Regions from separate parts of the Mus musculus genome. Here all the other regions are linked to region 3. Evidence: chromatin loops called from intact Hi-C (ENCODE). Cell type or tissue: heart. All regions are shown on one strand. Region 1 has its middle 8.4 kb from the start of Gm29683. Region 2 holds the start of B130024G19Rik (RIKEN cDNA B130024G19 gene). Region 3 has its middle 43 kb from the start of 4930441H08Rik. Region 4 has its middle 120 kb from the start of Gm44689. Region 5 holds the start of Gm36633 (predicted gene, 36633).

Evidence for each region. A loop is a pair of places that touch in the nucleus more often than their neighbours do. Peaks named below come from ENCODE experiments on the same cell type or tissue, not always from the same donor. Only the 100,000 strongest peaks of a DNase experiment are listed, where the experiment ranks them.
Region 1: it touches region 3 in a loop (4-fold over the local background); 10 of 42 quality-filtered maps call a loop at or near these places.
Region 2: a loop joins it to region 3, with 5 times the contacts of the local background. A loop is called at or near these places in 3 of 42 quality-filtered maps.
Region 4: a loop joins it to region 3, with 4 times the contacts of the local background. A loop is called at or near these places in 8 of 42 quality-filtered maps.
Region 5: a loop joins it to region 3, with 2.8 times the contacts of the local background. A loop is called at or near these places in 5 of 42 quality-filtered maps.

Annotation. Positions count from the first base shown.
Region 1 is chr7:70,343,703-70,348,702 of GRCm38, reverse strand. No RefSeq gene overlaps it. Among named protein-coding and RNA genes, the nearest start is that of Gm29683, 8.4 kb to the right of the region's middle. In heart, a CTCF peak has its summit at 2,241; DNase peaks (open chromatin) are centred at 282, 992 and 2,382; H3K4me3 peaks cover 1,882 bases; H3K27ac peaks cover 2,026 bases; H3K27me3 peaks cover 3,899 bases.
Region 2 is chr7:70,362,785-70,367,784 of GRCm38, reverse strand. It overlaps B130024G19Rik (RIKEN cDNA B130024G19 gene), which reads right to left and starts at 2,402. Exons shown (of 11, transcript NR_045850.1): 1 at 2,294-2,402. It also overlaps a transcript of Nr2f2 not described here. In heart, a CTCF peak has its summit at 2,758 (motif pointing right); DNase peaks (open chromatin) are centred at 2,224 and 2,764; H3K4me3 peaks cover 4,381 bases; H3K27ac peaks cover 3,992 bases; H3K27me3 peaks cover 1,836 bases.
Region 3 is chr7:71,864,386-71,869,385 of GRCm38, reverse strand. No RefSeq gene overlaps it. Among named protein-coding and RNA genes, the nearest start is that of 4930441H08Rik, 43 kb to the left of the region's middle. In heart, a CTCF peak has its summit at 2,077 (motif pointing right); no DNase peak of the experiment used is centred here.
Region 4 is chr7:71,584,780-71,589,779 of GRCm38, reverse strand. No RefSeq gene overlaps it. Among named protein-coding and RNA genes, the nearest start is that of Gm44689, 120 kb to the left of the region's middle. In heart, no CTCF peak of the experiment used is centred here; a DNase peak (open chromatin) is centred at 1,939.
Region 5 is chr7:71,958,578-71,963,577 of GRCm38, reverse strand. Gm36633 (predicted gene, 36633) reads left to right here and starts at 1,560. Exons shown (of 5, transcript NR_126483.1): 1 at 1,560-1,622; 2 at 4,902-5,000. It overlaps 1700011C11Rik (RIKEN cDNA 1700011C11 gene), which reads right to left and starts at 2,403. Exons shown (of 3, transcript NR_126462.1): 1 at 2,322-2,403. In heart, no CTCF peak of the experiment used is centred here; a DNase peak (open chromatin) is centred at 2,737; H3K4me3 peaks cover 694 bases; H3K27ac peaks cover 1,319 bases.

The DNA.
Region 1 (5,000 bases), 1.5 Mb after region 3:
GCAAGTTCGGAGCAATTGGAATCAGGCTCGCGGTACGTTGATCTCGGGTGACAGAGCGTGTGTTGAAGCTGAACTCTATAATTTGCGCTTCTGTTCCTTTATTAGGCCTGGACAACGAACTAATGAGCTTTGGCCCAGTACAATGTCACTTGTATTTATTTTCTTATGGCAACTTTGAGATAGCGGAAGTGCTCCTTACCAGGAGCCAGGAAGGGCCGAGAGTTCGGTCCACTACGATGGGGATGGGGTCGGCAGCGTGTCCCCAGGGAGTGAGAACAAGCTGAGAGCCATCACAAGGCTGTCGGAGTAGAGGCACTGAGCTGTTAGGGACAGGGCTCTCTAGAAAGCGTTAGGCCCTATAATGTCTTGGGCACCCCTTCAGGCTCAGCATTCTGAGTGGAAGTGTGTGTGTGGGGGGGGGGGCTAGCCCAGGACAAGTTCTCAGTTAAGAGAACTCTCAGTTAAGAGAGTCCGAGGCTTATAGAGGGTATCCAGAGTTCGTTTTGGTGATGGACAGAGAAGGAATCCTGCCTTCCAACTTGCCAGGTCTAAGAGCCCTCTAAGCCTGCGGGGATACCCTGCTGGATGGTAGAAACATCTGCTTATACTGCAAAAGGCCTGGCCTAGCTCTGTACTTATTTTATTGGGAGATGTGAGGCAAAGGGTGTCCTAAACAGGGTCTTAGGCCTCTGAAGTTCGGTAAGTCCCTCCTATTTCTTCCTAGTTTAGCTGGAGAGATCTGATAGAAAGTGAAGAGAGGGTCGGAGGCAGCGTGGGCATCCCTTGTGCTCTGGCAGAGAGAATAGGAGACCCCCATGCGGGAATTGATGGGGACAAGGAAAGGGAAACCCCGACCTGCTAGTGGGGCGGATGCTTCCCTCTACAGCCTGAGACTTCCCGTGGCTCTCGCCTTGCGCCTAGCTTCGTCAGGCAAGCCTTGTTAATAACGCCCAGGCTCGATGGCCCCCGCCCTCCCCATCTCTCCACGCTTCATCCCTCTGCCTTACCACCCCCCTCCCCACCTCTTCCTTCCTTCCTGCAAATGGGTGTTAACGTGGGTCTTTATGTTCTGTCTATAACTAGGATGTAATCACGCGCCCCATGCCTCTCTCTAAAAGCATTTAATAAATGTCTATTAAAGCGCTACAAATGTAAGATGAATTTAGTGGCGCGGCTGCCTCCCTGAATCCAAACGGTAATGATGGATTTATCAACGGGGATTCGCCTTCAGCACAGCGAGGGAGGTTTACTCAGCAAATACGTCGGCGAGCACCCACCCAAATACAATCATTTGACCCCCTGCGGGCGTTAGCCGCTGTGTCCCTTCCCAAAGCTAGGCAGGCAGGTCAGGGTCGTCGGGGCCAACTCAGACCCAGGAGGACCAGAGGGGAGGTCTCATCCATCTCCTGGTGTCTAAATCCCTCCTCCTCTGTCAAAGGCCTTGGATCTTCCTCTCTTGGAGAGTGTGTAGGTACCTGGCCTACAGATTTACAGGTGGGGAGCAAAGGTTCTAAGGGCAGAATGAAGTGTGACATCACTGAGTGCTCCAGCATCCTTCTTGGTTTGGCAGAGATAGCGATTGCTCCTGAGTCTGCAATTGTGTAGCTTAAATGTTCTGGCTTTGACTAGATTCTCAAGGCCTGGGATGCTGTCTGACTGAGTTAGGGCACAGCTCTAGGACAGATGCCTCTGGTCTTCAGGCCTCCGGAGAGGCGAGTATGTCTATCCACCTTACCTCACACTCCTTAATCCCACTAAGACCAACCAGAGGTAGCCTTCAAGAGTGGGGCAAAACTTCTAGACCTTTTCCTCTAACCTGATCCTGTTCCTCACAACCTGACCCTGCCTTGTCCACCTGGTCATTTAAAGTTCTCTGGACCATGGATTTTCAGAAATTGGTTTGGGTTGTGATCTTTAACACCCACGGTCCCATGAACTACTATATTTTTATTCTTTTTCTTTTCTTTTCTTTTTGTCTTTTCTCTTCCTCCCCCACCCCCTTTTTTCCGAGGAGGGGTTAGTGCTGGCCTGTTCCATCAAGCCCAGTTCGCATTTGCGTTGGCTTCTGAATTCTCTTTCTTCTTTGGAAATTTCATTGAGATGTCTCTGTACTCCGCTTGTCAGTTATCTTTGTTCCTCTTAAATAAAGGGCTTTTAAATGGACTTATTGCTCCCAGCGTGGGTTCCTCTCTCTAAATGTTAGAAAATTGTGCCATCTACCCGCTATGCCGAGTACTGTCACACTTGGAGACCTTGGGGACCTCCGGACTGGCTTCAATGCTGCAGTGTCAGGGGCCGCTGCGGGCAGCAGGAGGAGGGGCGGCTCACGTGGATTTTTACAGCTCTCCGCCTGCAGCCAGCCCTCGTGGCCGCGACAGGGCATGGCCCGCGATGCGCGGAGCCTCCTGCTTTCTGGCGGCCAGGAACTTGGCTGCAGCGCTTGATCCCGGACCAAATCGCAGGCGTGGCGCCGGGGCTCTTCCCTTCTTCGTGAAGCTGTTGCCGGAGGAGGCACCTGGGTTGGCTTTAGACTGGGACAGCCACTATGGGTCACGGATAACAGAGGACAATGGGGCGAATAGGGCCTGTCCGGGAGGGGCAGAAGGAGGCTGTCGCAGCGCTGTTAAAGAGCTCTCGGCAACGGCAACGTCTGCATGGAGACTGAAGCCGGAGGAGAGCAAGAGCGGCTGAATGCCTTCCCACGGCTCTTGGCCAGAGAACTCCTGGCCCCGTAGTTGGGATACAACTTTCAAATTTGTTCTAGTCCTGTTCGAGAAAGGGCAGAACTTTCCTTAAGTGGAATGCGGTTTTGATGGAACGCTTCAGAACAAGTCAGGTGTATGGTGTGGGGTCTCCTCGCCATGACCCCTCCGGAGTAAAACACCACCCACAACCGCAGGTTATTTTGAATGAGTTAAAATGGATTAACAGTTTAAATTTTATTATGTAGCTACCCCTTTCAGATCTCCCCCCCCCCAATTTAACCCATTAGGGGTATTAGCTATGTTTTTTCCTTCCAAGTGTCAGTTGAGTATTTATGCTTTTGCAGAGGGGGAAAATCTTCGATACGGCGTATGGCTTTTATTACATGTTTCACACTGTTCAAGAAATGGAGTTTTAAGCAACATACAATTAAATCTATATTGCTGTTTGGAGGAGGGCCAAGGAACTCGGCAATCAATTAGTTTAGATCTTTTGATACTTGTTGCTAAAATACAAGTATAAAACTACAACCTTCAGGGCTAGCTGCTCCCCTCCTTTTAACAAGAAAGCAGGCTAGTTAGGAATGTCAGAAGGAATGGCAGTTGCTCTTGCCTCCAGTTTATCCTTTGAATTCTTCAGTGATACTCACAGATTTTTTTTTCTACTTCCTCCTTGCCTTCCCAACAGTTTCTTGTCTCCTGTTTTTAGCTTTGTTTTAGGATTTTGTTAATAAATTTACTTTTTAATTGTATTATTTACAAGTGACTTTTTCACTCATTACTTTCTTTTTCTTCTCCTGTAGCCTTACACCCAAGAAGGAAAACGGCTTAATATCTACCAAAGTACACTGTTTTCCCAACAAAGGCAAATTTTATTCTTTACAGCCAGTGCAGGGGGGGGGTCTCTCTTGTTTCTTTCTTTCTCTCTATCTCTCTCTCAAACAAAATAAAACAAAACAAACCCCACTATTTCATTAGTAATCATTTACATGGAGCAGAAACTGCTGCTTCTGTCAAAGTGTCACCATTTATGTCCCTGCCTGTCTCTGGGGCAGTCCCTTAGGCTATTGGTACTCTTTTTTGGCCTCCCTGCTTCGTGAGAATAAAGGAGTGAATATCTAGCCCAGAAGACAAAGAGGGGAGCCTATGGGGTCTCCATAGCCCATAAGTGGCTGCAAAGGCAGAGAGAGAGTTCTGGAAAGAGGGGTGCTGATATATTTTTAAAACCTTTCCCCTCAGCATGGTCTCAGCTCCCCCCATCCCCCACCCCCGCTTGTAGGGGTGGGGTCTAGGACAAAAAGTCCATCTCCACCTCTGTCCCCTTCACCAGCCAATGATAGCCAAACTATCACCTCCTCCAGCATGGGGTGTTTAGAATATCCCTTTCTTTCCAAAAAGGTTCAGAACCCGGTGAAGTGTCTGGGCAGAGTGGAGTGCCCCTAATAGCCTTCAGAAGTGTCACTTTTCTTCCCAGGAAGTGAAGACTCCGTGACAGGTGGGTCGTTTGCTTAGACCTAGGGCACAAGCCTGGCAGGTCACGGCTCCCTGCTCCAGTAGGCTCCCCACTGATATGACCATGAAAAAAACTTCTGCCCTAATTGCTAGAAGGTCTGGGAAACATTTTCTCTGCGCTAATTTTATATTTCCCCTTTCCCCCTTCCAACATTAAACATAATTTTGCGCTGTCAGTGTCACTAAGATTGCGGTTTGCTGATGTCTCTACTTGGAAACACGACCTCCTCGCCTCCAATAAGGAGTCACTGCCTCCCCATCAGGAACTTCTGGGGTTTTGTGACAACGCAGAGAAGAAAGGGAGGGGAGAGGGAGAGAATGAACAAGGTAGTAAAGACAGTCCGAGGTCCAAGATTCCAATGCCTCTTAGCCTGTGATGGAAGTAGAAATGTTCGGTTGTTAGCTTATTTGTTTAATAAAATCCATCCCCCCTCGTGTGTGTGTGTGTGTGTGTGTGTAAAACAGAGAACCACTTTTAAGAATTTCCTGTTGTATTCCAGTTTGTTTGTTTTTGTCCTCTCTCTTCATCGGCTGTCTCTCTTCTTTACCAACACCACCTGGACCCACTAAGTTCCTCTGGCCAGGCAGAAATTCTCTGACCCAGTGGTAGTGCTCCTAGACATAAAAATCCATTTTGTTCCTTACGTGGTTTCACTGAGGGCCTGTTCTCTGAATCCTTTGGTGACTGACTAGAGCCGAAAGGATAAAGTGACTCGGAATTTCCTTGGCTTTGTGCATCCCACCATCCAGGAAAAGGCACTGAGCTAGAACACAGACAGGTTTGGT
Region 2 (5,000 bases), 1.5 Mb after region 3:
GGATTTAGATCACCTTCACCTGCCCAGAGCCCGGCCTCCCTGTTGGAGATCCCTCGACCTTCAACTAGGATGAAGGGGGCGGGGCAGAAGGGAGGGGGCATTACTGAATTACACACGTGGCCTCCTTCTAAGAGACAGAGTGCACCTCCTCTTCGGAGGAGTCCCACCAGCTATCCACTCTTTGTAACTGATGAGACAAACCGCAAGGAAAAACTTCTGTAGCCCATATTTATGGTATTAATGAATAGTTTAAAAAAGATTTACACTTCTTATGATCAATATTCTGAGTTATTTCCCTCAAAGTATATAATTACAGTGTCTTCAGAGTTTCATCATTGTTTGAGGTGGCAAAACCATTTGTAATTTTCATTAGCCAGTAAACATGTAATTAACATTCAGCACTGTGTTTAACTTAATTCCTGTTTAAGACAGGGACAAGAAGCAGTGAAGAGCGTTCGTTCCATTTGTCAAGTCTGACATACATCTTACCATAACAGTTTCCTAAAATAAAAGATTCATGTTTCCCCATTCTTCTCCTCTTAAAACAAAACAAAACAACAACAACAACAAAAATCCATTAGTTCAAACTGTACTAAACTGCAAGAGACAGCTCAGTCTGCTCTCAAGTTTTGCCAGTTATTGTATCTCTGCTTCTTTTACTCGTTTGGGGGAATTGATAAGGGGAGGGGTGAATTAAGTATTCATTATTTAAAGGCATGAAATAGGGGAACCCCTCCTCCCAAAAGAAATAGATTTCCTCTTCAGGAAAGTTCTAGAATGGACAGTAGAAAGGGGAGGGAGGCACTAATCCACAGGGGAGAGGAAGAAAAATCATTGGGGAGGGGGGACTTGAGTTAAAAGTAGAAAATGAGGATTCCAATTGATTCCTAGGAAAAAATGTTGGCCTCCTGTTTCAAGTTCTATCTTTGATCCAGGGTGAGAGGACCGTGTCTGCCAGTCTTAGGCTGCAGCTCCCCCCCCCCTCTGGTTTTTCCCCCCCAACTTGCTTTAGGATTAGCTTCCATCCCTCTCAACCCCAAATGGTGGAATTTGGCTGTGCCTCGGGGTTGTCCTGCTTTGCAATATTGCCTATAGTTGTTTTCGGTTTTCTGCTAAGACTGAGCCGGGTTGCTCCAGCCTCCGACTAAACTCATTAAGTTGGGAGATTTTTTTTTTTTTTTCAATTGGAAGGGTGTTTTTAAAGTCTCCTCTTTCCAGCCCCAAACAAGGTGTAACAACGCACTCTTCCTTCTAAGGCATCAGATGAGAGACAAGGATCACTCCAGACAGCTCCTACCTACGGTTTGGGGTTTTTTTTTCTTAAAGGCGAGGCTTGCATTCCTCAGCAGCTATGTACAAAGCTCCCTGAAGCTGTCTCTCTCTCTCTAAAGTTAGTGTGCAGGCTTTTCCAACGGCTGAGAGCGCCTGGTACACAGGGAAGCAGTTCCTTGAGGTGGAAGATCTCTTCTTTCACCTTTCTTTTTCCCTGCAGACTAATGCCTACTTTTTTATCAGTTTGCACAATCGCTTAGATAAACACCGAGGAGGAGAGTCTCTTTAATTATCAAAGACACATCTTTTCAGGGGGCCAACAAAGCATTTATTTCACCCGCCAAACTAAAGGAGAGTTATTCCAGTTTAGAAGGAAGATGCAAGCGGTTTGGGACCTTGAACAAGGCAAATATGGTTTTGGTATGTTTGCTTACTGTATTTTTTTCTCTTTCTCTTCTTTCTCACTTTTCTCCTTGTGCTGTGTGGGGTTGGGGATGACTTGGGGCTTTTCAGAAAATCGCTTTGCTAACGTGTATGCAATGCCTCGGACTGTGGTTGAAGGGGTCTGGGGGAGGGTGGGGGCAGTCAATTCAGTGCGTTGCCATATTTTATTACATGTATGTGGTAGCAGAGGTGGAAGGGGGGGATACAATTGCAAAGCTGCCAAAATATGATTAAACCGAAGCATAAAGACTGCGGTTGCCTCCCATCTCCTCGTCCTGTCTTCTCAAACTCATTTCCTTCCATAGAACTGACTGAAAACCAATCCTATATGCCTGGTTTTCCAAGCAGCAGATTGTCTAGGTTTGCTAGCGAAGGGGCTGCTAGGCTGGCTTTGGGTATCAGAATTTCCTGTTCGATTTGCCTCTGCGCTTCATTTTGCAACCTTGTGCAGCTGACATGCAGGCAGGCAAGCAGGCAGGCAGGCAGGGACCAAAGCCTTGCCTGGCGCCCTCGGCCGCGGTTCCGGAAGGAGAGCGCTCTGTTAAGCTAGGAGAATCTCAAGGAGAAGGGTACTCACCATCGGGCGGGGTGGTGAAGCTGGCGTGCGGATTTCAGGCAAACGTTTACCTTTTTGCTGTCTATTGCAACTGCGCCGGGCTGACTTTAGAAGCAATTCTGTGCTCTGTGCAAAATGTTCATGGAACGGTTCCTCATTAAAAAAAAAAAAAAAAAGCCAGCGAGAGAGACGACAGAGGCAGAAAGAAAAAAGAGAGGAGGGGTGAGGGGGACGCACATAAACCCAGTTTCAAAAAAAAAAAAAATCATCTCTTCACTAGAGACTCCGGAAACGTAGAGGCAGCGAGATCCCAGCACAGTCCAACCAAGCCACAACCAAATAATTTTCAATCCTGAAGAATTATTCAGATTAAAATGTACAGAAGTTTCATTCTCCTATGCCTACGTGAGCCCCAAGTCGTTTCCCTTTAAGGGCTCCTTTTCTTTTAAAGTTGGATTTTAGGCAGCAAGGACTCTTACACTAGGGGGCAGACAGATACTGCACTTACTTCAATCTTAAGCAATTTTTTCCCTCCCAGCATATGCTCTGATTTAGCACTGTAAATTTTTCAGAGGACCCAACTCTGACAGCCCCTGGTGATTTTCAAAGTACCACAAGCCAGTGGTTAAAAATTGCATTGACTTGGAAGTTCAGAGGGACACAATGGAAGCCCCTTCTCTATTCACGGAGCTCCAGTGTGGTGGAAGAGAAAAACACACACGACTAGATTGAGGGAAAGGAGAAATTCAATGGATCCTGGATTCTACTGAGCTCAGAGTTAAACTCGGAATTGCTGGGGTCTGTATTCATATTGTGATTTAATCTGTAAAGAATTACAGACTAGCCAACCACTTTCTGCAAGGAAACCATATTCCTGGGAGCTGAGGATATATATTTTTTTCATATTAAGACAAATGTTTTCCCCTAACTTTGACCAGTCAAATAAAGCTTGCCACCATTCTCATTAAAATAGATTTACATTTGCAGTAAAGGGCTTGGCTGAGTTTTTAAAAATAATAACATATAGAGTTGTATCTTTTAATTTTAGGACTTTTAAATCTTAGAGTTAAGACAGCTGAGCATCTTTAAGAAGGGCATTTAAAAATATTTTTGCTCCTCCCCATCCCCAATTCGGCTGTCCTGTCTCTTCATTCTCTCAGTAAAATTAATTACAATTCATGTGGTGATTTTTTTCCCTTCCCTTTCTAAACAGCATTTCTATAGCTAAATGAGTCCTAAAATACAAAGTGAAGCACCTCTAACTCTGTGGTAGTTATGTGCCTAGCTGGCTGTAATTCTACAATTCATATATACATATATATATATATATATATATATATATACATATATATATATATTTGAAGTCTATAATTTCTTTAGCTTGAAAAATGAGGAACACACACACGAAGCTTCTCCTCAAAAATCACCTCTTCGTGTGTGTGTGTGTGTGTGTGTGTGTGTGTGTGTGTATGTGTAAAAAGTAATCTTGACATGGAAATGGCTGCACTGGAGAGGCAAGATTAACATTTCTCCATAATCAATTATGCTCATCTATTAAGTCGAGATGGGGCTACCTATTAAATTTCCTGTGTCAGCCTCAGTCTCACTATATGCTGAGCTTGCCTCTAATCTGACATTTGCAGTATCAAATAATTCCTTAAATCAGAGAAGTTTTTTTTAAAGACCCACAATTCTCTGAAATGACTTATTTTCTATCTTTCTTATTCTCTGTAGGAGAAAGTTATATGGTGTCTCTAATCAGCCAGAAGTGCTCAGCCTAGCTTTACTCTATGACCACCTTATTACACACCAGGTTTATGATAGGCTAGTACCTGCTATAGCTTGTTATTTCTTAAAACATTCAAATAATCACAGCACCTGCCGCTGTAGTGCAATATGTGAGTTCTGTGGAGAAAGGGAAGGCTGAGAAAGATTTCAGGGTGAAGCTTAAATAGGATTTTTTTTTCTCTTTGCCAAAAAGTCAGCGTCTGCCTGCCCATATCTTTCTGCCCTCCTTGTCTCACACTCTGTCTCTATGTGCAAAAGAAACTGCCCCGAAAGCGTGGTTTTCTCATGTCAACTGTATGTTCAGTTCATTTTACTAAAGTAAAATTTACACTGCCAAATTTCTGCACTACCAAGGATGCTTCCTAAAGTTGTTGTTTTACTCTTTGTGGTGTCTTCTTTTCCCTCTTGTAGCTCAGCAAATTTTATGTTAAAAAAATAATTTAATTGTTGGTAAACCTGTTTGACTTATGGATTTAGTTTTGTCTTGGTTCAAAGTATTCCCTATTAAAAACAAATTTCTCATACAATTATGGAATTCTCACAATCAACTAGCGGGTCTAAATCAAACAGCAAGTTTAGTCAGTAGAATATAATGTGTCCTGGAGGTTGGTTATAGAACTATATATGCTTTATGGTTAAAACTGAGGCACAAAGTCAAAGATACATCAATATCATTGGTTTGAGCGTCTTGAGATGAATGACACGGACAGTAGGGTTTGTTTGTTTTTCCTGCAGTGGCTGAGGTAGACTATGGCGTGTTTGTGGCTCTTATGAGTTATGCTGGTATTATTGCCATTTGGAGCAGGCTCGCTGGGTGTGTTTTAATGACTATATGAGTATTTAAAGAGAATTTGAACAATGAAGTCCATATTCAACTGTTCTATGACCTAGAAGCGTCGTCTTGGACGTCTTTGTCTGGGTACATTGACAAATGTGCATC
Region 3 (5,000 bases):
CCACCACCACCACCCTCACCACCAACACCACAAAAACAACAATAAAATAGCCAAGAAAACAAGGGACTTTCGAGCCATTTCAGACTTATTATGTAAAGGAACAGCCAGGGAGATCTATGGTTTACATTTGCTCTATACAACCTCGTACCTGAAAGGTGAAAATATAAAAGTTATCCCAACTCTTCTGATTTCCTTGTCACATATTTCATTGTTGTTTGCTCCCAGAGAGAGCTAAAGACTTAATTTAGTGGTATAGTTTAGTGAATTTAGTGGAATCTAAAAATGATTCAGGTATGTTTATACCTAGCGGCAGAAATGCACCTTTGGTTTTTAGGAACATAAACGTTGCTTCTAAGTTCCTCATTTTACAGATGAGTAAGGTGAAGTTGGGAAAATGGTTTTAATAAGATCCCTAAGTGGTAGAGTCCCTGTTAGGGACTCATGCGGCATATGTCAGGCACCTCACCTCTGCAGAAGACTTGCCGTGTTCACGTCCTGATTCCGTGTGTGCACAGCAAGCTTTCCCTGCAGAGTCAAGTGTGAGGTCCTAGGATCCAGAAAGACCTACGGTGGAGAGGCGTTCACTAGAATACAGAGTCCCAGGGGCTCTAGTCCCCACAACCTCTGTGGTGGCTAAGTGAAATACCAGAGCCGCCCCACCCCCCTCCACGCCGCTTTCTCTCTTGTTACTAACCTCGGTAAAGATCCACTTAGCCCACTCTGTATGATGTTGTAGAATATAGACCTGTCCAAAATGCCCCACTAGGAGAGGTCCTTCGAGCACTGCTCCCATTTCCCCTCTGATATTTAATATGTTAACTGCAGACTTAGAACTGCCTCTGCTTCTAATGACCTCCAAAGAAAAGTGGGGTGAAGTGGACAGGCGCTTCACCTGTGGGTGAAGTCCTCGAGATGAAAGCATCGCATAAGTTGGAGCAGTTGGGTTTGGCTCCTTCAGACAAGAAGGCAGGCTGGTAGGGAAAGTAACACCTCATTCCCTTGCTAATTCTGGTCTTATCTTATACTCAGTGTTCCATAGAGCTTGACTTGAAAGCTTTCATTTAAAACCCAATTCATATGAATTAGTGTACTACTCAAAATGTCAGGCTGCTAATAGGACATACATAGCAACTGGAAATTGAAATAAGTGCATTTTAATAGAGCTCGGGATTAGGATTTCCTCTATCTGTTTGACGTAGTATCACAATTATAATTGAGGGTGAATTTTTTTTCCTGTTGGCATTAATGATCCTCGCTCCAGAATTATCAATCATCCTGGATTCATTTATACCACTTCTCAGAAAATGATGAAGACGGAGAAAGTCCAAAGCTCTTGCTTATGGAACCAATTCGGAAGATGACTTCATTTGATACTGACAGATACAAGGAACGGACAGATATAAATCCATCTCACCAATGCTCCTCCCAACGAGCATAAACTGGGTGCCTTTAATTATGATGTCATATATGGTGATTTTCATCTCCTTGCAAATTACATCTATTGCATTGTTTGGTGTGTAGGGATTTGTGCTACCATGCAAAGGTGAAGGTCAGAAAGCAACTGTAGTAGTTCTCTTTCCACCCTGTAGGCCCCAGGAATGGAACTTGGTTGTCAGGCATGCATTTGGCCCTGAGCTATCTCACGAGCCTTTAGCTCTTTTACTTCAATTTAAGAAAAGTTTTAGATGTTCTCCTCTAAGTATGGCTAAAGGGAGACATTTCCTCCAAAAGGCTATAACAGCCATGGCAAATGACTCAGCTTAATATCCAAGTGGAAGAAATGAATGCTTGTTCATACTTCGGCTTGCTTCATTACTTCACCTGGATTTGACATGACTTCATTACTTCACCTGGATTTGACATGACTGTTTCAAAGAAAACATACACACACACACACACCGCATTACAGTCTGGGATATGAGGAAAGTTAGATTGTTTACATACAGTCACATTGGTTTTGAATATGAGAAACATCTATATTAGTGTAAATTTCCTAGGCTTATGCCTATGATTATTGATGAAACAACCCAGGAACGTCTTCTTCAGGTTCTCCCAGCCTGTACCTATTCCCTTCAAGCCCAGTAGAGGGCAGTCAAGTTCCATGGTTCAAGCGCAACTGCTGAGGCCAGGGTAAGATTTTCAATAAATCTCAGTGATTGGAATTAAGTTTTCCTTTAATGGTATTAAAGGGCACTCAGAATTACCTGAAGATTTTTTCCCTTTTATTAAAAACCTTACAACCTTTGTGAGAGGGACATGTCCCATGAAAGAAGTGAGATGGTGGAGGTGTTTGTCCCCCCCTGTTCCTAGCTGATGAGTCTCATTCCCAGAGGCCTTGTTTAATAATGAGGAGGGGGTGCTAAGGGAGCCAGATCTCCTGCTTTGACTTCTAATGTTGTATAAAGGAAAGGAATAGTGGGTGCAAGCAGGGGCACTCATCAGACTTTATCCTCAAATGAAAGAGAGAGGGGATAAGCTAGAGAAGGAGGGGAAAGTTGGAATGGATTGGATCACAATAGAAAACCAGTTGGAGGAACTTAAAATCTAACATCATTATAGATATACATTTTGGTAGTAGAAATATATATATATATATTTTTTTCAAAGGTAGAACTCAGGTTATGAGAAGACTGCCATGCCCCTCCATAGAAGTCTCTAATCAAAAATAAACACGGAAAATCAAAATCAATGTTCTCTTTTTCATTAGCAATAAAGCCAAGGATTAGAAAGCCCGACTCCACATAGAAAAATAGAAAGCCAAAAAGCCAGATGTGTTTAGATGGAAGTTGGAATATTTAAGAATATTCATATATATATATATATATATATATATATATATTACTCTCACACACATGTGTGTATATATATGTGTTGGGGGGAGAGTTACAATGAGGTTTAAAATCAGCCTTAATTTAAATATGTGGGAAAGATGCACATTTAGGGAGTTAAAAACAACCACAAGAATTAAGTATAATTCAGACCAGTTTTGCGTATGCATGTATGTATTTTAAATATGTTCTTTGTATTAACACTGTGCCTTATGCTATTTTTAGAAGCTTATTTAAGGAAACAGAGCTATCTGTTGCAAACAAAAATGTCCATACATGTAGAATATATCACATGTACATTTATGTGTATGTACATATCACAAGGTTCTGTGGATTTCTACCTGCCTAAAAGACAGCTTTCTTGGTGGCTAAGGCATTGCTGTCCCTCCCTAAGCTGCTCCGGAGGCCCGTGGATTAAGGAGGAATCCGAGTGATTTTCTACCTGACCCTGTTTTTTTACCCGTGCCCACCGTGCCTGAAGACTGAGCGGTCAGAAAGATCTGCCTCTGAAAGTGACCTTGCTCAGCAAGTTCAGATTGGCTCCTGTAGCAGTGCTGTTCCCAGAAGGGGCACTGCACATTGCCAAGTTGCGCTGCCTTGAAGATGGGTATGAGATCTGGATGTTGGGGGCAGGGGGTGGGATAAAAGAAGAAAGATACATCTTGCTGAGTGGCTGCGGCTGCTTATAAACAAACTTGGGCATTGTTTCTGGAGCGCTTTTACAGGGGAGAAGAAAGCTGGACACACACTAAGACTGGACTCCATTTGTGCTCTGCGGAGACCTTGGGGAGAGCTGCTTTTAACAGACTGGTTTGGTGGGGAAGATGATTTCCATCGGTTACTTTTAAAAGATACGTGCTATTTCAGCACAAAGCTGAGGCCCCTTAGAGCTGCACCAGGGATTAAGAAACTGCATGTATTTTAATGCCTTATGAATAGGTCTAGCTGATAAAAGAGGCTCTTGTTACCCCTGCTACATTTAAATGTGAAAAGCAGCTGCTTCTAGAGGGGAGGGGGCAGGCGAGTGGAGAAGAGACATCATTTTCATAGGGGTTTAATCTTCAGACTACATTGAAACCACAGAGTACCATTGGCCATTCTCTTCTGGGCGCCTCTAATCACTCAAAGATCTGTAAGATTGTACAGAGGGAAGGAGAGGGTGCAGAGGGCAGAGAAAGGGACCGAGTGTGGATCTCACTGACCATTTCCATCTGCATGTAGATTTTGGAATTCTGATCAAACTGCATGCGTGGTGCAGTGTCTTCTTCTTTTACAGGCTTTAACCCTGGAAACTTTAATGAACGTTCCAGTCAGTTAAAGAGTTCACAAGTTTATCCTGTTTTCAGAGAACAGCCTTGGGAACCGGTCCTTGGAGGTGACCACTGTGACCTCCCTAGAGCATATGGACTCTGTGTGTGTGTGTGTGTGTGTGTGTGTGTGTGTGTGTGTGTGTGTGTGTGTGTGTGTGCAGGGAACCATGCTGCTGAGAAGTGAAGAAAAATAAAAGAGGCTTTTGCTGTGTATTTCAGAGACAGCCTATTTCAGGTTGGATCCAACAGATGTCATGGATATGATGGAGAGAGTCTTGGTGTGCAAGGGTTCGTTGTTCCCAGAAACTGATAATGTGAATAAGACATTGGCTTAGTACACTAGCAGATCTCTGGCAAATGTGTTGAGTGTTTGGAGAAAGATCACTAATAGATATATATCTTCTCAAGGAAGAAAATTGCATACCCTTTTGTTTATTCCAGGGACCACTTAACAACCTGTGTTTGTTTGCTCTGAATTCACTGAACATTGTCACGGATGAGCCTCTTCTGTGTCTGCGTCCTCACCTGGCCACATGGTCTCTGTAAAGCTCTAAGAAGAAAACAAAGCAACAGCAATGACAACCAAAAAATCCCAGGGTTTTGATCTAATAAGAATTATCTGTAGTCCCTAAAACTGCTTCCCAAGTTTCATCTATTTTTTTTTTCTATTTACTTGAATATAACCTTTCTCAAGAAATTGAGAGATTAAAAAACAGCCAGCCTGAGACAATTCACCAATTTCACCTGGTTTATAATTGAGAGTAATTCACATGTAGAGGGGTTTTGTCCAGTCTGCATACTTATAAAACCACATCTGAATGAAACTAATGTCATTGGGAAGTAAGGTACAACTTCAGCTGTC
Region 4 (5,000 bases), 280 kb after region 3:
ACCATGCTGACTACCTATGCTAAATTAAGTAGATATTCAAGAAATCTTGATGCCACAAATGAAAGTTTTGGAACTTAAGAGATTTTTGATAAGCTTTCAAATATTTCTCTGTAAGACTGCCAAAAAATCAATGTACAGGGTCAGTTACTACAGCAAGATACTCTGATTATAAAAATATAATATGGCTCAAGCTGTGCCTGCATGTGCGCACATGCATGTGCACTCAAGTTTGTGTATGGGTGTGTTTCTATGTGTGGGTGGTGCTAGGCAGCAAACTCCAGTTTGGAGATGCTAAATAAGTGCCTTCCCACTGAGATATATACCCAATCAATACCTGATATGACTTAACAGCTTCATAGTCAAAACAATGAAAGTAAGAAAATCAAGAGCGTCTTTTCTTTTTGTGTGTGGTGTGATTGTACATACACATCCTGCTTGCAGGTGTGTGTGTGCAGGTAAGGTTGACTCCTTGGGCCTTCCTTGTTTTTTTTGTTTTTTCCTCTACCTTATTCATTCTTGCAGGGTCTCTCATTTGAGCCAGGAGCTCAGTGATATAGGGAAGTCTAGATAGCCAACTTTCTCTGAGGATCTGATCTCTATCTCAGAGTGCTGGAGTTACAACTAGCATTTTATTTGGGTAGTAGGGGTCTGAATTACATCCTTATCTTGCATGTATGCATCCTCTCTGTGGAGCCATTTTCTCCACCCTCTACACCAAGTGTTACTTCACTTTAGGTACAGCAAATACTCATTGAGGCAGTTCATATCATACAAGAACAGAGCATGACCAGCTCTTTGCAAATGTTAGGATGACACAACCCTGACTGTGTACTATCACTGCAGCATCCAGAGAGCTCACAGTTTCTATATAAGAGCAGATAATAGGAGACAAATGGTCTTTAACACTAGCTGTAGGATTCATTTTAAGAAGAAAAAAAAAATGAACGCACCTAAATAGGTTTACGTGTGATGATACAATTTAGATTTGTTTGACATATTGTGGTGTAATATTTGAAATGGCTAATAAGTCTCTAAAGCTGCTGCACACAGGAAAACAAATTAAGTCTGCCTATTGTAAAGAGATTGCCTCGATATATGAGATGGGAAAACACAGAATGCTTCTCTTAAGTACTCTTTAAAGGTGGTCCTTAAGGAATATATGATAAAGAATGGGACGTTTGCTGGGGCATTTTAGCCTCAGCAAAGCCATTTATAATTGCCAATGCCATGCTGAGTAGGCTCTGGAGAAGTGGCGTCTTCATGGCATATTTAAAAGCCAGCTCACAACTACCAGTAAGAATGGCTCATAAGGCTGACAACTCCTGATCTACCATCGTAGTTACTTGGAAAATAAACCTCTTTCACGCACATTAGACCTTAGAGAACACACACATTACAAATTATAGTGGAGGTAAGTCACCATTTGTCTAATTGATCAATTTAGCATGTTTGAAATGTTTGTGATGTTAAAAAAGGAAAATCTTCAGGAACTTAAGAGTTGGAAAGGCGTTTTAGAAAACTCACATTCCATCAGTCATTCAAACGATGCATTGAGTATGAATCCCCCCGGTTAACTTGAATGACATCATGGCCCATGTAAGAGAGCTGAAATTAATCACGGTAATTCTGTTGTATGACCTACTTTGGCATTTTCATCTGACAGAGCCAGGAAATGGGCTGGCTAATAGTCCATTTTGGAGTATTCAAAGATCTTAGCAATTCCATATTTAAGGAGGTTAATAGGATACTAATTGGGGCCTAGGTGAAGAGTTCACAAGAAAAATGAACTCACCTGAACATGAGGCGCCCGTGCAGTCGGGTTGCCCCCACCCACTACAACTGCTCTTCCAAGTGGCTTCACCTTGCAACTTAGAGGGGAGGAAATCTTGCACCTTGGGAGACTTGAACAGCCACCATTCTGTCTCCTGTTTCCTGAAAAACAATGGCTGGCCAAAGGCCAGGGTCACAGAACGGTAGGAAGGTCAGCATTCTGCTTCATAGGAAACAGAAGGAAAGAAGAAATCCCAAGGGCTAAAAACGTGTGCTGAAATCAAGCCCATTTCAGAACTGGTGCAGATTTCAGTAGAAGTGCTCTTTGCTAAGACTTCAGAAGTTCTGGTGTAAAAAAGAAAAACATAAATGAACTCCTCTTTGCCATCTCTGAAAAACAAACATGGCGTGCATCACGCATCTGCTCGTTTAATACAGCAAGTTCTGAAAGTCTCCAGTTTGGTTCAGTGTTACTCTGACCAGCCAGTGCTGCCACACAACAGCCCTGAAATGCAACAGAGAATAATATATCTTTCCGTTTTCTCCCCTGTAAGCAAATACAACAACTCCTCAGGTGTCTCTTAAATATTTCAGGCTCCTCTGCCCTCTGCCACACCTGGCAATGACTACCCTAATGGTACCTCTGTGTTGCTGTTTCTCACTTTGTCCTATTAAAATGGTCCCACAGATCACCCAGTGTCCTTTCTCTAATATTCCCTGGGGCTTTTCTGTACAGAAAGAGTTAAGAATCTTTCTTTCCTAAAGGTACATGGCATGTCTTTCTATCCCTCCTTCTGTGTGCAATCAATCTTGCAAGTTTCCAGGAGCCACTGGGATTTTTAAAAAACAGCTGTAATCTGCGGCCATTGATGGTGGAGTAGATTGTTTGCCAAACTATTACCATAACTGTCAAACAAAATCAGAAAAATAATCTCATTGTGCTGGACAGATGCGTTTCCTGCATTATTGATATAGTCGCTCCAGAGTAATAGCGAAATATAAAGCATTGTTCTATTTACAAAAGGAGATTGGCCAAGTCCTTGAAAGTAAGCATGAGGGACAGGCACTTACAGGAAGTGAGATATAGGGAGCTCAGGAAAAGTTATGTGCCAGAGTCACATGACCCTACAGTCAGCATGAGAGCCCAGCTGCAGGTGGTTTTCTCTGAGTCTAAAAGAGCTGTTCAAATGACTAAGGCAAGCCCGGTGGAATTGGTCACTCATTTTTTTTTTTATCCCATACTCCAACAGTTCTCCCAAGTATATAAGCTGTCCTAATGTGTCCCCTACACTGCTCTGGGTAGTGAGTGGCCCTCTTTACACCAATACTTCATAGGAGAGTTGAATTGTTTATCTTAAGCAATAAGCCCATGATATAAAGAGTTGGATATAGCTCATGTTGAGAAAGGTAAGTAGTTGCTGCTGCTCCATGGCTGTTCTACCATGATTGGAACTATGAATAATGCTGAATGACCCTGCATGTTGAGCGTGCACACTGGGAAACATCGGGGCACGGCATATTCACTATCTCTAATCCATTCAGTACACTGTGCAAGGAAGACATCATCTTTTATTGTTTCTTCATCTTACTGTTCACCGGCTGTTCAAGGAAGTTTTGTAGCGTGTGGAATGACAGAAATCTTCCATAAGTGACCTAATATGTCAACCTATATCAAGCTCTAAAGATCATTGGCACATCACCTTCCAGGTTTTAATAGAGTCATAGGCAAACATATAATGCGTTGTAGTAGTCATCTCTATCTAACACACTTCCTCCAAATTCGTATGATAGCAGAAAGTAGAGCACCATATCTCTGCCCACCTTGAAGGACACTTTCTCAGCCCTCAGAAAGATGGGTCAGATGGAACCTCAACACACAGTGCACAGTAAATACCCACTGAGGCCATTCTTTGACTGTGACTTGAAAAAGCTGGCTCCAGGCATTTCATGGCTGAAGTTCATAATTTCTTATAGCTCCATAACGAATTCAAGGCAAGGAGCCCAAAGGTCTTAATTCTAACCTAAGAAAGGTGTCTTAGTATCATTCTTTTTTAATAAAAATGAGCAAACCCAACATACATCATAAATATAAGAGTTAAAATTAAGGAGATCCTGAGAACACAAGGAGAGTGAGTATAGAAGTGGCCAAAGAAAGTCCCAGATAGGGCTCTTGATGTAGGGGCAGCTACCTTAATGTCTTCCCTGGCTGGGTAAATGTAAATGGGAGTTGGTGTATATGCAGAACTTATTTTAGGAATGGGTAGGCTATGGCGTATGAAAGAACCTTGAAGCATGCCTTCCGTGCACAGGACTCAACTTTCAGTTGGCTTTGGTGTCCTGTGCACTATCTCTCTGCTGCTGTTTTCTAATGGAGGAAATACAGTTCACTGTTTCATCTGGGAAAGCCACAGAGGTCAACTGGGTTTCCAGCCAGAATCATCTCCAAAGGTCATAAACATATGTCAACTTATGGTTGGCCAGAATCCTTCATCTAGAAACGAACCAGTTGATGTAGCTGAGTGTCAAGACCATCTCCAGAACCAAGATGTGATCATTTTCTTCTTCTTTTAAAAACTATCTCTTCAGGATTATGGATAGCTTTTATTGAACCATTTATCTTCTTTCAGTGTTCCCTTGCCTTACCATAAGTAGTCCTTGTCTTGCGAGTCACACTGGCTGGTCCTCATCTATGAAATCCCAAGCCTGTGTCCAGAAACAGCTGAGGAAGTGACAACAACACTGGAATTGGAACCTTCATACCACTATGGAATGAACTGTGTCCAAATGCCTGGGCCACAGGTCTCTGCAGTAGCTAAGTTTGGCCTGATCTGGCTGTTTGCTTCTTTAAACTTTTTAAAATTTTGCATTTCAGAATGAGAAGCAATTATCCAGACAGGGAAAGAAAGAAAACTCCCTCTGCCTGATTCAGGGCTGTTTTTCCAACACTATAGACAAAATGATGAAGTTCTAATCATTTCCTTGCCTAAGATCACATGCATCCACTTAACACGAATAGATTGTAACGATGCAAATATAACTAAGGGCACCTTGAGTTGAAGATGGACCCACATCTAGACTGAAACGCAGTTATGCCACCAGCTGAGCTCTGAGACTTTATCTCCGGTCCGAGCACCCTGTGCCTTGTAAGCTATGTAACCAAGGAAGAGCAGTGACAGATCAAATGAAGACAGATGAACCCCCTCCTCCAGGGAGTGGGGAGTGAATTGCTC
Region 5 (5,000 bases), 94 kb before region 3:
TGCTGTGTACCTTCCAGTCAGCCTCACACTGCACCCTGGCCTTGAACTAGGGCAGCCTCAGGGATGTAGAGATCACTTGTTATATTAAAGGAGACTTTAAATGTCACCACAACATCAAAGGACATGTGCTATTCTACTTAGAAGGTTTTTAGGTACACGCAGAGCCAAATAGGCTTTTTTTTCCATGCTCTTTTGGAACGAGTTATTTATATTACATAGGCATTATTTATGTGTTTGCTTATTCAGACCACAACTAAGGAAGCATCTGGATTTCTTTCTGATCTTCAGTTGCAAGGCATCAAGACAATATGTATATACACAATAAAATCTGATGTCTGCTACCTACAGTTTTCACTCTGCATTAATAAAGCATGTTAGTTAAGTACCGACCACACATTGGATGCTTGGCATTTGGGATGCATTATTGCCATAATCTTTTCAGAATTTTGTCAATTTTTTTGGCTGGGAAACAGAGGTTTTGAAATATTAAATGACTTACTGAATGTTGCGCTGCTCCACAGTGACTAAGCGGACTTTGAAACCAATGTGTTGACAGTAAGCTGAATTTCCTTTCTATTGCAATGAACTAGGGCCAGGGTTAGACAGTGGAACTGCTGATATATATAAAAAAAAATAAGGACTCATTCACTCTCACTGTGATAAGATATAAGAAGAGATGGGGCACCATGTAATTATTACAAGCAGAGAGTCCCAGAGCCTCTCTTACTGTCTCTGGACCCCATTGCTATGCTATGCTTAAATAGTTGTCTGACCATTCAACACTTCCTTTGTCTATTTGTATCTCAGTGTCTCAGTCTGTGACGTGAAGACAACAACAGCCAACAAACAATTTACAGAGATATTGTAGGAAGCAGCATCTACGGAGTGCGTGGAGTCCTCTTCAGCCGCACATAGGTTGGCATCAGAAATTTCTATTCCTGTACTAAAGCCATCACACAGAAAAGCTGTATGTGAGAAATCTCTTCCACGGGTACAGGTATAGGATAGGAAAGAGTCCAGACAGAAGAAGATTGCTGTCAACTCAAGTGACCCAGGCCTTTGTGGGACTAAAAGATTTTGACAACTAGAGGTCATAATTTCGATGGCCACATTTTTTACTTTCATTTTACATTACCTGGTCTGCTGACTCCTTTAGATTTCATCTTCCTTAACTCTTGCAAGAAGTTAATGACAGTTTTCTTACCAGTTTTACTTCATCCAGCTTTCTTTCTGCCTAAGATCCTTCCTTCCTTCCTTCCTTCCTTCCTTCCTTCCTTCCTTCCTTCCTTCCTTCCTTCCTTTCCTTCCTTCCTTCCTTCTTTCCTTCCTTCTTTCTTTCCTTCCTCCCTTCCTTCCTCCTTCCTTCCTTCCTTCCTCTCTTTCTTTCATTCTTTCTTCCTTCGATATTTATATTCGTTGATATTTTCTTGCTAATAAGTGTTAAAACAGGGATCATTCTCGAACAAAGCCTCTTATCCTCAAATATGCTTTCATAAGTCTTGAACTGAAACATCACTTACAAGAGGGCTTGAGGTGAAGGTGCCCTTTTGTTCCTCTCCACACTCTTGTTCAGAGCATAATGAGAAGACCACTGGGTACATGATGGTTAACGTTTGAGACAGGTAGGGCAAAGACCAGAAAGATGAGGGGGCCAGAACTTCATGGCGGGTGTGTCATTAAGCACAAGTTCGAACCTTTGGATGTGGGCTGATTCTGAATTAGGAACAACTGGGGATTTCCAGTTTGAAGGTCTTGTTGTTTGTTCTTGTTTTTGTGATATATTTACATGATACTTGAAAAGGAAGGTGGACTGACCTATAGCTTAGTCAGACTATATTTGAGAAATAGACTGTTTAGGTTCAAATCCCCCTAGGTTTCATTGTTGAAATTATAGAGTTATTTGGTTCTGTCTTAAAACAAAGCTGTTTGAGATTTGAGATGATGAAGAAAGGTGCCAGAGAAATGGGAAATGTTGACATGCCAATTGGTTGTCTTCAGCTCTCCATCTCCCCTCCTTCACTAATTCAGATGCATGTACCACCCAGGAACACATTTGGAAACTGTTGCCAGTCATTCATTCATGGTAGCATACCTTAGGGCTTTTTTATAGAGCCCAAAGAAAATTGTACTCTGAGTGTAGACTTTATGTTCAACTCAAGATCTTCTCATTATCCAGAAAGATCCACCTACAATACTTTTCCTTGAATACTTAGCTGCCTTCCCTCCTTCCTTCCCAATCATCCTGCAAAATACAGCAGAATGTACGGGCTTTCTGCTCCCCCCCCCCTTTTTTTTAATTTTTAAATCATTCTCAGTATTACCAGATTACAGGAGCTGGTCTGGTAAATGGCAGCAAACAGGGCTCCACTCCTCTTCCCTTTCAGCAAGTAAGTAGGAGAGGAGGGCTCTTAGTAACTGCCTTTGTGGTTTGTTTATTGTTTTAATGAGCCTTGGCAGTGTAATCACAGCACCATTATGACCTGGCCACGCCACAAGGAGAGGAAGTTCCCGGAATCCTCCTCCTCCTAACTCATCTTTTCATGTTGCTGGAAGCCTGTGCCTCTGGCCAGCATGCTCCACAAGCTTCCGGAGTTCAACGGGTCTTTGTTCTTATCAGTGATGCCCTCCTATCCCCTATCCCTCCCTCTTCTCTTCCTTCTTCCTCTAGACTTTGAGGCTTCAAGTATCAAGCTGAGATGGGGGCGTGGTGGTGGGGGAGAGGGAGGAGCAGAGTGAATAACATTTCTTAAGCCGGAACTATCCAGGAAAGGAACGCTGGCCAGGAAAGGGCGGGTGGCAGGCCGCTGGGATAACAGCCTCCCACGGCTTTTTTCCTCCTGCCTTTGTCAGTTGTAGATAGAAACTGATACATTTCACATGGTTTTCTCTGGAGACCACAGTTATTAAGAAAGTGCCAATAGTATATTTAACTGGACTAGCATAGAGTGGGGAAGTGTGTGTGTGTGTGTGTGTGTGTGTGTGTGTGTGTGTGTGTGTGTGTGTTGGTGAAACTGTGCTGTGGGGTTTTGTGCACTTTGGGAGAAATTTATCCTTTGAATTAGAAGAATGAGGCAGCCAGCCAGACTGTTCCCGAATAGAGATGAAAATTTAAGAGTGACAGGCTTGCCATCCTGTCTGCTGCACTACCAGGACATCACACATGAACACAGCACTATTTGATGTCACCCAGAGGTTCTGGTTTGATTGGGCAGCTCAGTGGAGTCCCAAATAAAATGGACTTTGCCATTCTATGAACTTGAACATAAATTGTAATCTCAACATTCTCTAGTAGTGTTGCATATAGGACTCATTTTCTTCTGGCAGAAAAGAGGGGGATAATAACAATAATTTTGTGCTGATTTAAAAAAGGTAATGTAGGTAGAATACCTGTCACTCACATTGGAAATAAAGAGACCCTCTCTCAAAGCAGGTAGAGAGGCAAGGGCCAACTTTGGTTATTGCTCTCTAACCTTCACATCCTCTATTAGGCATGCATGCGACCTCATACCCACAAACCTGCACATACACAAATGCAACACACACACACACACACACACACACACACACACACACACACACACACACACCACATGTAGAATACCCAGTACATAGTATTTTAGGAGCTTTATCAATATCAGCTATATCTCTGATTCTCTTCCATCTTTCTCCTTTCCTCCTTAATCTTCCTTGAACTCAAATAAGTCTAGAAACTATGGAGAATAAGTCTGCTTCTGAGCCTTACCATGAAGAAGTCCCAGCCCAATGGGATTCAGCACAGAGTTGAAACTAATGTGTCAAAGCTCCTCCTACATTATCAAGAAGAGGAGCCAGATGCACACTAGTGGTTGATTCTTTGATCATTTCTCAATCCCCAGAGTTGCACTCAAACTCAGTTTCCTTCCATGAAACAGTGGGTGAGTCTTCAGGGGTCAGCCAGCCAGTTATTTCTTCATAATCTTGAGAGTTAGAAAGCAAAAAAGAAACCCGTGTCACTAATCACAAAGGAATCCTTTTGTCTGTATTCTCTCAGTAGAATTTTTTAGAAGGAAATACAGAAGGATTGCTTTAAAATAAACAGATTAAAAATTAAATGGAGAGGAAATTTTGTTCATTTTCTTTTGGTAAATATTTCTTATGCACCCCTCATGCTTCAGGTATGGGTATTGTAATAGGACAGCAAATCAACCAGAGACCCTTTTCCCATGTCAATGGTGACTCAATAATATCCAGAAACTTCTTTGGAACTTCCTCCTGAAATTCCCCTACAGTTTTGGCTGGCACTGGGACAATTTGATTAAAATGATGTGACCCTGCGTCAGTTTTCTAGGACTTCGGTAACAAAATCCCACTGACCAGGGGACTTACTGCAAATAGGTCATCTTCTCATTCCAAGATACGATCCAAGTGTTTCTTCTTCATCATGAGGACTGTGTGTCATCATCTTTTCGATGTCTCCCCAGTGGGTTTAGTATCATTCCAATTTCCATCTCTGGATGAGTGTGGTATCTTCTCATATAGCCTTGTAATGTCCTCAAGGTCTTCACCTCTCTGTTAGTGTCTACTGCCGGTCTATACAGCAACACCAGTCGTACTGGATTTTAGTCCACCCTGCAGCTATATCTGAACTTGACTTTCTTTACTAAGACTCCAGTTCAAATCCAGTGATATTCTAAGTGTTGATCTTTGAGGTCCCAGTGAAGTTTAGAAAACAAGATTCATTTCACAGCTATTAATGTTTGTTTAGTCCCAAATCTAAACAGATCAGACTTCTACTTTTCTTGGGACAGGGGCATTTAGAAACAAGCCACCATTGTGAGGAAAAATTGGTATTTTGGAGAGGCCATTTGGCAAGGAACTGCAGTGACACTCTCTTAACCAATAGACCTGACTTCCTTTCTCAGAGGCCACGTGACTACCATGTGAGTGCTCCATCTTGCAAATGGACCTTGAATGCTTCCCAGTGGAGTTGACTGAACTCATTTCTATAGAGCAGATATGTG